Regions from separate parts of the Homo sapiens genome. Here region 2 is linked to region 1. A link is a contact called in ENCODE Hi-C or POLR2A ChIA-PET data. All regions are on one chromosome and are shown on one strand. The core of a region is the stretch at or near the end of the contact, and the rest is flanking DNA. Distances in the headings are between cores, read along the strand shown. Region 1 holds the start of SECISBP2L (SECIS binding protein 2 like). Region 2 overlaps GALK2 (galactokinase 2).

The links. Hi-C counts contacts between places; a loop is a spot of excess contacts on that map. ChIA-PET counts read pairs that join two places held with the same protein, here RNA polymerase II (POLR2A). Pooled maps may share reads with other maps.
Region 2: a loop to region 1 is called in a pooled map, with 4 times the contacts of the local background. The contact joins the enhancer-like site here to the promoter of SECISBP2L in region 1. A Hi-C loop is called at or near these places in 3 of 168 maps with a recorded cell type or tissue (Caco-2, IMR-90 and endothelial cell of umbilical vein), 5 of 37 single-sample maps with no recorded cell type and 6 of 50 pooled maps. POLR2A ChIA-PET finds 5 or more read pairs at or near these places in 1 of 52 experiments (WTC11).

Annotation. Positions count from the first base shown.
Region 1 is chr15:49,044,094-49,048,438 of GRCh38, reverse strand. It overlaps SECISBP2L (SECIS binding protein 2 like), which reads left to right and starts at 1,993. Exons shown (of 18, transcript NM_001193489.2): 1 at 1,993-2,163. The coding sequence starts at 2,140. RefSeq lists enhancers at 1,527-1,656, 1,757-2,106, 2,397-2,536.
Region 2 is chr15:49,232,485-49,237,048 of GRCh38, reverse strand. It overlaps GALK2 (galactokinase 2), which reads right to left. Exons shown (of 10, transcript NM_002044.4): 4 at 1,108-1,198. Among named protein-coding and RNA genes, the nearest start is that of GALK2, 65 kb to the right of the region's middle. RefSeq lists an enhancer at 4,131-4,564. Within about 2 kb of position 1,534, at least 6 of the 41 ENCODE cell types and tissues checked have a DNase peak (open chromatin) inside an H3K27ac peak, as active enhancers do.

The DNA.
Region 1 (4,345 bases), core at 744-3,243:
AGGAAGACAATCTGAAAATTCAGTTATTTTGTCTTTCAATTGTGAAGGAGGACGGTCATCTGTTAGTTTACATAACTACTCCTTATAAATAACTTAGTTTTTCTGAGCAACCAACCCTAAATTCATTCAGCATTCACTGAATCCCAGCTAGGTGTGTGATAGGCACCAGGGACCTAACATTACGTTAATTGCACATATATTTACAAATGTTACATAAATTTGCAGTTCAAATACACATGCATTGATATTAAATTTGAGGTGGCAGAAAATTTACTAAAATTAAATAAATATATTTAAATGTAAATATAAATGTGTAAATATAAATGTTTCTCCTTTCAAGATGTTTCTATTGCCAGCCTTGATATAAGTCTTGCTGACACAATATAGCTCCTTTCAGCAGGCCAATATATAATACAGGTTGAATGTCCCTTATTTTGACATACTTGAAACCATAAGTGTTTCAGATTTTGGATTTTGGAAGATTTGCATTATACTTACTGGTTGAGCATCTCTAAACTGGAAGTCCAAAATCTGAAATGTTCCAGCGAACATTATCCTTAAATGTCATGTCTGTGCTCAGAAAGTTTCTAATTTTGGAACATTTGGGATTCAAGAGGGTTTGGAATTTCATAGTTTCCATTAGAGATACCCAACCTGTATCAACATAAGTACAGCAAGGGGCCTTCACATAACAAGCCTCATATTGGAGTCTAATAACCAGACTAATAACCTAGACTAACTGAAAAGGCAATTAGTCTTTACTGATATCTCCTGAAGCATGACAAAGCAAATTTCTTAAAATCTCTTTCCCATTCCTAGCTGTGGATCTCCACACCAGTGCCCCAAACAGCAGCCACCTCAACTCTACCTTCACTTAAGTGTAATTTAGCTTATACAGTTGTCCCTAAGTATCCCAGGGGGGATATTGGCTCCAGGATCCCTGCTGATACCAAAATCCATGAGTGCTAAAGATCCTTATATAAAATGGTGTAGTATTTGCATACAATCCATGCATATCCTCCGATATACTTTAAATCATCTCTAGATTACTTATAATACCTAATACAATGTAAATGCTGTATAAGCAGTTGTTAAACTGTATTACTTGTATTTTATTGTTGTACTTGATATTTCTTTTTTCCTCAAAATATTTCTATCCGCAGTTGGTTGAATCTTCACAGAGGGTGTGGGTGTTGGAGGGTGTGTCTGAGGAGATGCCCAGAAGAAATTTGCCATGCTAACGGTAGTGCCCAGTTTCAAGACAGTCTCTGCCCTTAAGGAGCTAAGGATCTGAAGATAAAATAATTACCCGTTGGGTGGTGTTATACAGATCCTGCATAAAATTAGGATTTCTGAGATGGGCGAGGTCAGCCTGGATGTGAGCCTAGAAGTGGGCATGAACCTGGATAATGAATTAACTCTCAATAAATATTTGTGGGGAGCTTCCTAGCGGGCCTCTTCCAGTCATTCTGTGTATGCGTTTTACATATGCATTTTTCTAGGGCAAGACTCCATTATTTTCAGAATATTCTCATTCCTTTATAGTCATGACTCCCTTTATTTGCGTAACATAAGGAAGGAGCAGATGTACGGTGGGCAGATGAAAGCTTTTCCAACATCACTAAGAGGTGGTTTCAGATCCTGAAGAGGTCTTTGAAGTCCCGGGAGACCTGGGTCCCAAGTGGTCTGACACTTCTCGTTTAACAGTCGCAGGGGTGGCGTGTGGTTCGGGGCACCTGCTCCTGGGCGCCTCCACCTGGCCTTAGCCTCCAGGCCAGGCCGGGTTCCTCCTACCCTTGCTGAGGCCATTTGCTGTCACTCCGCCCACTGCCCCTCTCTGCCTCCTCCCCACTCCTTTTCCTTCCGTGCGCCTCCATTTCTAACTACGCCTCCAGCCCATTCGGGCCCTCCTCGGCTTCCGTCCCAGATGATCCCTCCCCGAAGCTGCCACCGCCTCCTCCATCTCCCGGAGCTGGAGCCGCCTCCTCGGCCAGTGGCGTAGCCGAATCGGTGTCGCGGCCAGCCAGATAGGGGCGGAGGTCCGGAACCCAGTCTGGACCCGAGCGGGGGGCCATGGAGAAAGCGGCCCGAGGCGCTGTTTACACCGACTAGCGCGGGCCCGTTGCGGCTGCAGGCACCATGGACCGAGCCCCCACGGAGCAGGTACGCGGGTTTGGGCTGGGCCCGCCGAGCCGGGGGTTGGGGTCGCCGCTTCCTCACAGGCCAGGCCCAGTTCTCCGAACGTGGGGACCGGGGGCCGGTCCTGCGGCCGCAGACCCCCTCACCTGGGAGCCTGGCAGCTCCCAGCTCTCCTTCATTGTTCCAGCTGCTGCCTGGGACTTGGGGGCTTTTCCAACCCTGATTACTTCCCAGGCGGAGGGCTCGCCGTTGCCGCTTCTCCCCTGCTTGGTGAAGGGGTCAGAAGGCTCCAAGTTGTCCCTGCTCTCCTGGGAGGAGGGCTTATAACTTCTAGTAGTCTCCCCGCTTCCCCCATTCCCTTCAGCTCTGGAATGTGTTTTCAAGGTGGAAAGGCGTTTGAAGGCTTCTCACCCAGAAAGACTGTAAGAGAATGTGTGGTAACTACAGATGAAGGGAAGTCACGGGCCTTTTAGGTCTGTGTTCAATGGAGCGAAGCATTGTTTTTGCAGTGGTTTTACGGAGGTGTTTCTTTTAAGAAACGATACTACGATTTCCCCTTGTCCTTTTATCCAGTTATTTTGCAAAGAATTGTAATTAGTGGGTTTTTTTTTAAAGCTAGCTCTATTTTAAGGGTGTAAAGCATAAGCTTATTTTCGAACCCGTTTTCATATTCGCAAAGTAGTCCTATTAGTGTTCTGTTTTATTTTTATTTGCATCAAATTCCTGATTATGCATGCTAGTAGGTGGTAGCAGGCAGGGATGATAACAGTGTTAAAAGTAATCGAAAACAATAGTTTCCCCCCCAGTATTTTCCACTCTTAAGATCTCTGCGAAACGACTTAATTTGAAGTCCAAGTTTATTCACTCTCTATTCCCTTCTTCGAAGGCCTTGCCCATTGATGACTAGATGACGGAAGAAGAGAGGCTAGTAATTTCTGCCTATTAATTTTACAGTTGGATAATTAGCACCTGAATTAATGAGATAAGATTTCCCAAATTCCTGTATGTGTCTATATGTAGTTGAAGCCGGTTTGTATTTTGAAATCGGACTCTTAGCAGGCAAAGCACAGCTTCCTAGTTGTGTATACTTGTTTTTACAGAAGACTTTTTTTTTTAAAAAAAAGCTTTATGTGAATGTAACTCTGAAGACACAAATGAGTTTTATAAAACAATACATGGAATTACCAAAGAGAAATTGATACAGAGTCTCTTGGCAAATACACTTAGGCATTTATGTGACCCAGAAGTATTCTGTATACAGCCTGTATCTAGTTTAATTTAAAAACATTTTTGAAGGTATCTATCATAAATACCTGAGATTTCAAAGCCTGACAAATGAATACGAATTTTCCTTGAATCATTTCCTTGTATGTGTGTTACTAATGAAAGGGTTCAACATTTTGTTCCTTCACTAGGATGCCAGGACTAAAACCAGTAATGCTACCTTATGTATACTTAGAGTTCCTTTCATCCTAGAGGAAATATAATTAACTATTTAGATGGTAATTTTTAGCATAGCTGTTTGTGATTATCCTAGCAGCAAGTGCTGTGAGCAAATTATTTAAACTAGAGAGCCTTTTCCCCTTTCCACATCTTTCCAAAGTCCACGACCTATTAAAACCTTGTAGAAATTTAAGAACTAGGAAAAAAACATGGAAGAAGGTTTTCTGTTGACTTTTTTTTCTTCCAGTACTTCTTGCCTCTTCCCCAGCCTAACCCTAAATGAAAGAATAATTTGAAAATCCTCCACTTCCCTATACACTCAGAAAATATATATAGAAAAGTGATGTCTTCACCTCATTTATGCGATAGGCAGTTAATTCAGGGGTCCATGAATGACCTAGAAGGAGTATGCTTCTTTATATGCCTTTTTCTAGGGCAAGAATCCATTATTTTCATCGTATTCTCAAAGGACGGCTAAGAACCATTAACTTAATAGTAGATTGGGAACTGAGATTTCTCAATTTTGTGGAATTCTTGATTCTTTATGCCATAGAGTCATGTAATGGCTTTTCCAGGATATTTGGATTATACTTTTGTATTTCTACTATTGAAGTGAATTTAGGTAGATTGACGTCATTGAAAAGTATATGTAATATGTGTCAATTTCCATTTTTCCTCACAGAATGTTTTTTTCCCTTTAGACCAGTGTTGACATACTCAGAATTTCTCTAGATGCCTACAGCATTAAAACTTACTCATTATA
Region 2 (4,564 bases), core at 285-2,784, 190 kb before region 1:
TAATGCATATGATAAGCCAGATGATTTGAAGATTTAAAACCTGCCAATAACTTTTCCTGTAAGTTATTACCATGTGTCTGAGAGAAAGGAAAACACAAAAGAAAGAAAGAAATGAATTCATTAACTTTAAGAACAAAAACCACCACTGTTACAGTATAGGACTACACATTAGAAATAAATTTGATGTATTTCTGTAATGGATGTGCCACTAAGTCCTAGCTGCTCATTACAAAGTTTCAGATAGGACTGCCAGGCAGTAAGGAACACAAGCTCTCTAAAACATGGGTCAGTTTGTTTGTTTACTTTTAGCTCACAAAGGCAAAATTTACTTCTTATTGTCCTACTATGATTCTATGCAAGTCACTACATCTAAAATAATTATTGCAATATAAAAGTGGCTCTAAAAACAGCAAATATCAATTTTCTTTTGGTCCTTGATACTTTTTCAATTATGAGAGTGAAAACATTTTATTTTCTTGTTCTTGTATGTAACATTAGAGATTTTCAAAGTAATTATTCAATGTTTCTTGGAAAATACTTATACTAATACATTTCATTATATCTTTTTTTAATCCCATCTGAAGTAGCAATAACAATACTAGCTACCATTTATTAAATGGCTACCATCAAGCTTTATGTAATTCTTTTAACAACTCTTTGTCAGGATAGCAATGACATCATTTTATGGATAAATCTGAGACTTAAGAGGTTAAATTACCACAGCTGAGAAGAGCCCAGATTCAAACCTGGGCTGACTCTAAATCCTATTACAGTATACCCCTATACATCCCAAGTATAAATGTAAATAATAGTATTAAAACATATCCTCAAAAGTATGTTTAAACAAAGATTTTAAAACCAGACAGATGTTTGTCAGATGCACCTATTTATGAACAGCCAGCTGTATAAAAACCACTACTGCCCCCTGTGAACACCACCCCAAAACAGTCATATCTTCCCCACTCTCTGAAACACAAACTAGCAAAATAGAACAGAAGCATCGGTTAGTACTGTAAGGAGATGAAAAAGATGTAGTAAATAAAATAAATCTGACAGAATACACATGATAATCTCAACTGGTAGTAAGTGCCTTATAAACCAATTTACCTGAATTCCTTTAAGTCCACATAAGAAATAGTTGTGCCACAAAGGCTTGGTTTTATCAATCTGGATGTTATTAGCACTAGTACTGAAGTCCCTGCGAAGACAAAAGACACCATTAATTTAAAATCTGTAGGCCTTGAGCTGCAAAATCAATGGATGACTGCTGCCATCTTGTGCCAACACAGCGATACTGACTCTCCTTTACCTTTTATGTTCAAACTGTGTGTCTACAGCAAAACATCTCCAGCTGCTAAGAGTTAAGAGAGGAAGTTGCAGTGGCCTTAGTGACTAAACTACCTCCAACTGACCCTTTTTATTTCCTGAAACACAGAGGAAACAATATATTTCAGAGTAATCTACAACTATTTTCTCTTTCATGTTGGTCCTTGTTAAACTGGTGTAAACCACATGAATGCTTATCCTCTGGGCCTGCTGTTTGGCACACCCCCAAACTGAAACAAGAGTACTCAAAGCCATCTCTGCCACCCATCCAATTTTACCATCTGCACAATTTAAGAAAAAAAAACAAATAAACAAAATGATGATTTTGATGCATAATCAATTTAACAAAATAAGATTCCATGAGTCTATACTAATGTAAGTTAACAAATGAATACAAAGCTAAATGAAGAGGAAAGAAAAACTCTTTATTATGGTAAAATGCTAACTAATAGATATAGAAGGAATGATGTGAATAGAAAAGTCACTACATGGTAAACTGTATGATAATTTGTTTCAGGAAACAATCATCAATGGACTGTTAAACTTAATAAACTGGCTAAACTGGGCTAAACTTAGTAAAAATGTGATGAGAAGCAAGATATTTACAGTATTTCCCCACCAGACACTTATGAACTACAATGGAAAAACATAGTATCTGGGCCAGGCGCAGCAGCTCACACCTCTAATCTCAGCACTTTGGGAGGCCAAGGCAGGCGGATCACAAGTTCAGGAGTTCGAGACAAGCCTGGCCAATATGGTGAAACCCTGTCTCTACTAAAAACACAAAAATTATCTGGGTGTGGTGGTGGGAGCCTGTAGTCCCAGCTACTCAGGAGGCTGAGGCAGAAGAATCGCTTGAACCCGGGAGGTAGAGGTTGCAGTGAGCTGAGATCGTGCCACTGCACCCCAGCCTGGGCGACAGAGCAAGATTCCGTCTCAAAAAAAAAAAAAAGTATCTGATATGGTTTGGCTGTGTCCCCACTCAAATCTCATCTTGAATTGTAGCTCCCATAATTCTCACACGTTGTGGGAGGGACCTGATGGTAGGTAACTGAATCATGGGGGGTGGATCTTTCTTGTGCTTTTGTCATGATAGTGAATAAGTCTCATGGGATCCGCTGGTTTTACAAAGGGGAGTTCCCCTGCACATGCTCTCTTTGCCCGCTGCCATGTAAGATGTGACTTTGCTCCTCATTTGCTTTCTGCCATGATTGTGAGGCTTCCCCCGCCATATGGAACTGTGAGTCAATTAAACCTCTTTCCTTTATAATTACCCAGCCTAGGGTTTTTCTCTATTAACAGCATGAAATATAGCATCTTTATGGTAGAAAGATCTGACAGATGCCACCTTAATCAAATGATCAAAATTAACACCACCAGTAAAGGGATGTTTTGTGCCTCCTTGATACAATATACTAAGCATACATCCATGGAATGTGGGATTTCCTTATGCTATTCTTGTGTCTTCTTTGAAAGTCAAAAAAAATACTTCAAAATGAAAAATAGGCAGATAAATAAATAGGCTCCTAAAATCAGCCGAAGGACAATGTATGTGAAATGGGAGAATCAATTAAAGAGGAGGAAATGAAGCAAAATTCCCCATATTGACTGAGTGCTCTAATATAACTGACTAAATATCTACTATATGCCAATCATTGTAATAGATGCCTTCCATGGATTATTTTAACTCAATAACATGGATACATTATCTCTTTTAAAATATATTAAGTGGCTAACCACTTAAGCATACAAAGCATGCATGGGAATATAAAGGTAAAAGGCAGAAGGCTTGCCTTTTAAAAGTTCACAATCTAGCCAAGATGACATGAACATAAATAACTACCAAACAGTAATGGCACGTGATAATAATACTGGGTGGCATACGTGGCTGAGAGAGTATTATTTCTAAAAGTCCGCATTTGATAGAGAGAGGACGTCTTCCTGGAGGCTCAAAGAGGTTTAGCTGCTTTCCAAAAATGCGTAGTCTGACTTCAGCTCATCAGAATTTTACTCTACTGTCACTCACAGAAGTTGAAAATATGTTGCTCACCATCAACAAGAGGTCACACAATTTGAAAGCAGATACAGTTATGTTAGCATATCTGACAGGTTCTATTCCTAGTTAAAAGGACATCTTGAAAGTCACTAAGAAAAGAAAAACAGAAAGAGATTTTGAGAGGGGAATATGAACAGAGGGGGTAGGCAGGTATGAGGAGAAAAAGAGGAGGATAGTTGCACATATGTAGGAAGCTACATGAGCAACGTTCCAGAAAGAACTGTGATATAATTTGGATTTGCATCCCTGCCCAAATCTCATGCCAAGTTGTGATTCCCCAGTGTTGGAGGTGGGACCTGGTGGGAGGTGACTGGATCATGGGGGTGGATTTCCCCCTTTGGTATTGTTTTCATGATAGAGCTCTCACTAGATCTGGTTATTTAAAAAGTCTGTGGCACTTCCCACCTCTCTCTCTTCCTCCTGGCTCTGGCCATGTAGACATGCCTGCTTCCCCTTTGCCTTCCACCATGCTTGTAAGTTTCCTGAGGCCTCCCTAGCCATGCTTCCTGTACACCTGTAGAATTGTGAGTCAATTAAACCTCTTTTCCTTATAAATCACTCAGTCTCAGGTATTTCTTTATAGCAGTGCAAGAATGAACTAATATGGAAAATTGGTAACAAGGACAGGGGCATTGGTATAAAGATACCTGAAAATGTGAATTTGCATTTGGAACTGGGTAACAGGTAGAGGTTGGACCAATTTGGAGGGCTGAGAAAAAGACAGGAAGATGAGGAAAATTTGTAACTTCCTAGAGACTTGTTGAACGGTTGCTTTGAAAATCCTGATAGTGATATGGACAATGAAATCCCAGCTAAGAAGGTCTCAGATGAAAATGAGGAACTTCTTGGGAACTAGTGTAAAGGTCATTTTTGTTATGCATTAACAAAGAGCCTGGAGGCATCTAGGGGTATGTGGAACTTTGAACTTGAGAGTGATGGTTTAGGTTACTGACAGGAGAAATTTCTAAGCAGCAAAGCAGTCAAGATATAGCCTGCTGCTTCTAACAACCTATGTTCATATGCGTGAGCAAAGAAATGACCTGAAACTGAAACTTATATTTAAAAGGGAAGCAAAGTGTACGAGTTTGAAAAATTTGAAGGCTGGCCATGTGGTAGAAAAGAAAAGGCCTTTTTGGAGGAGGAGTTCAAGCCAGCTACAGAAATTTGCATAAGTAAAGAATA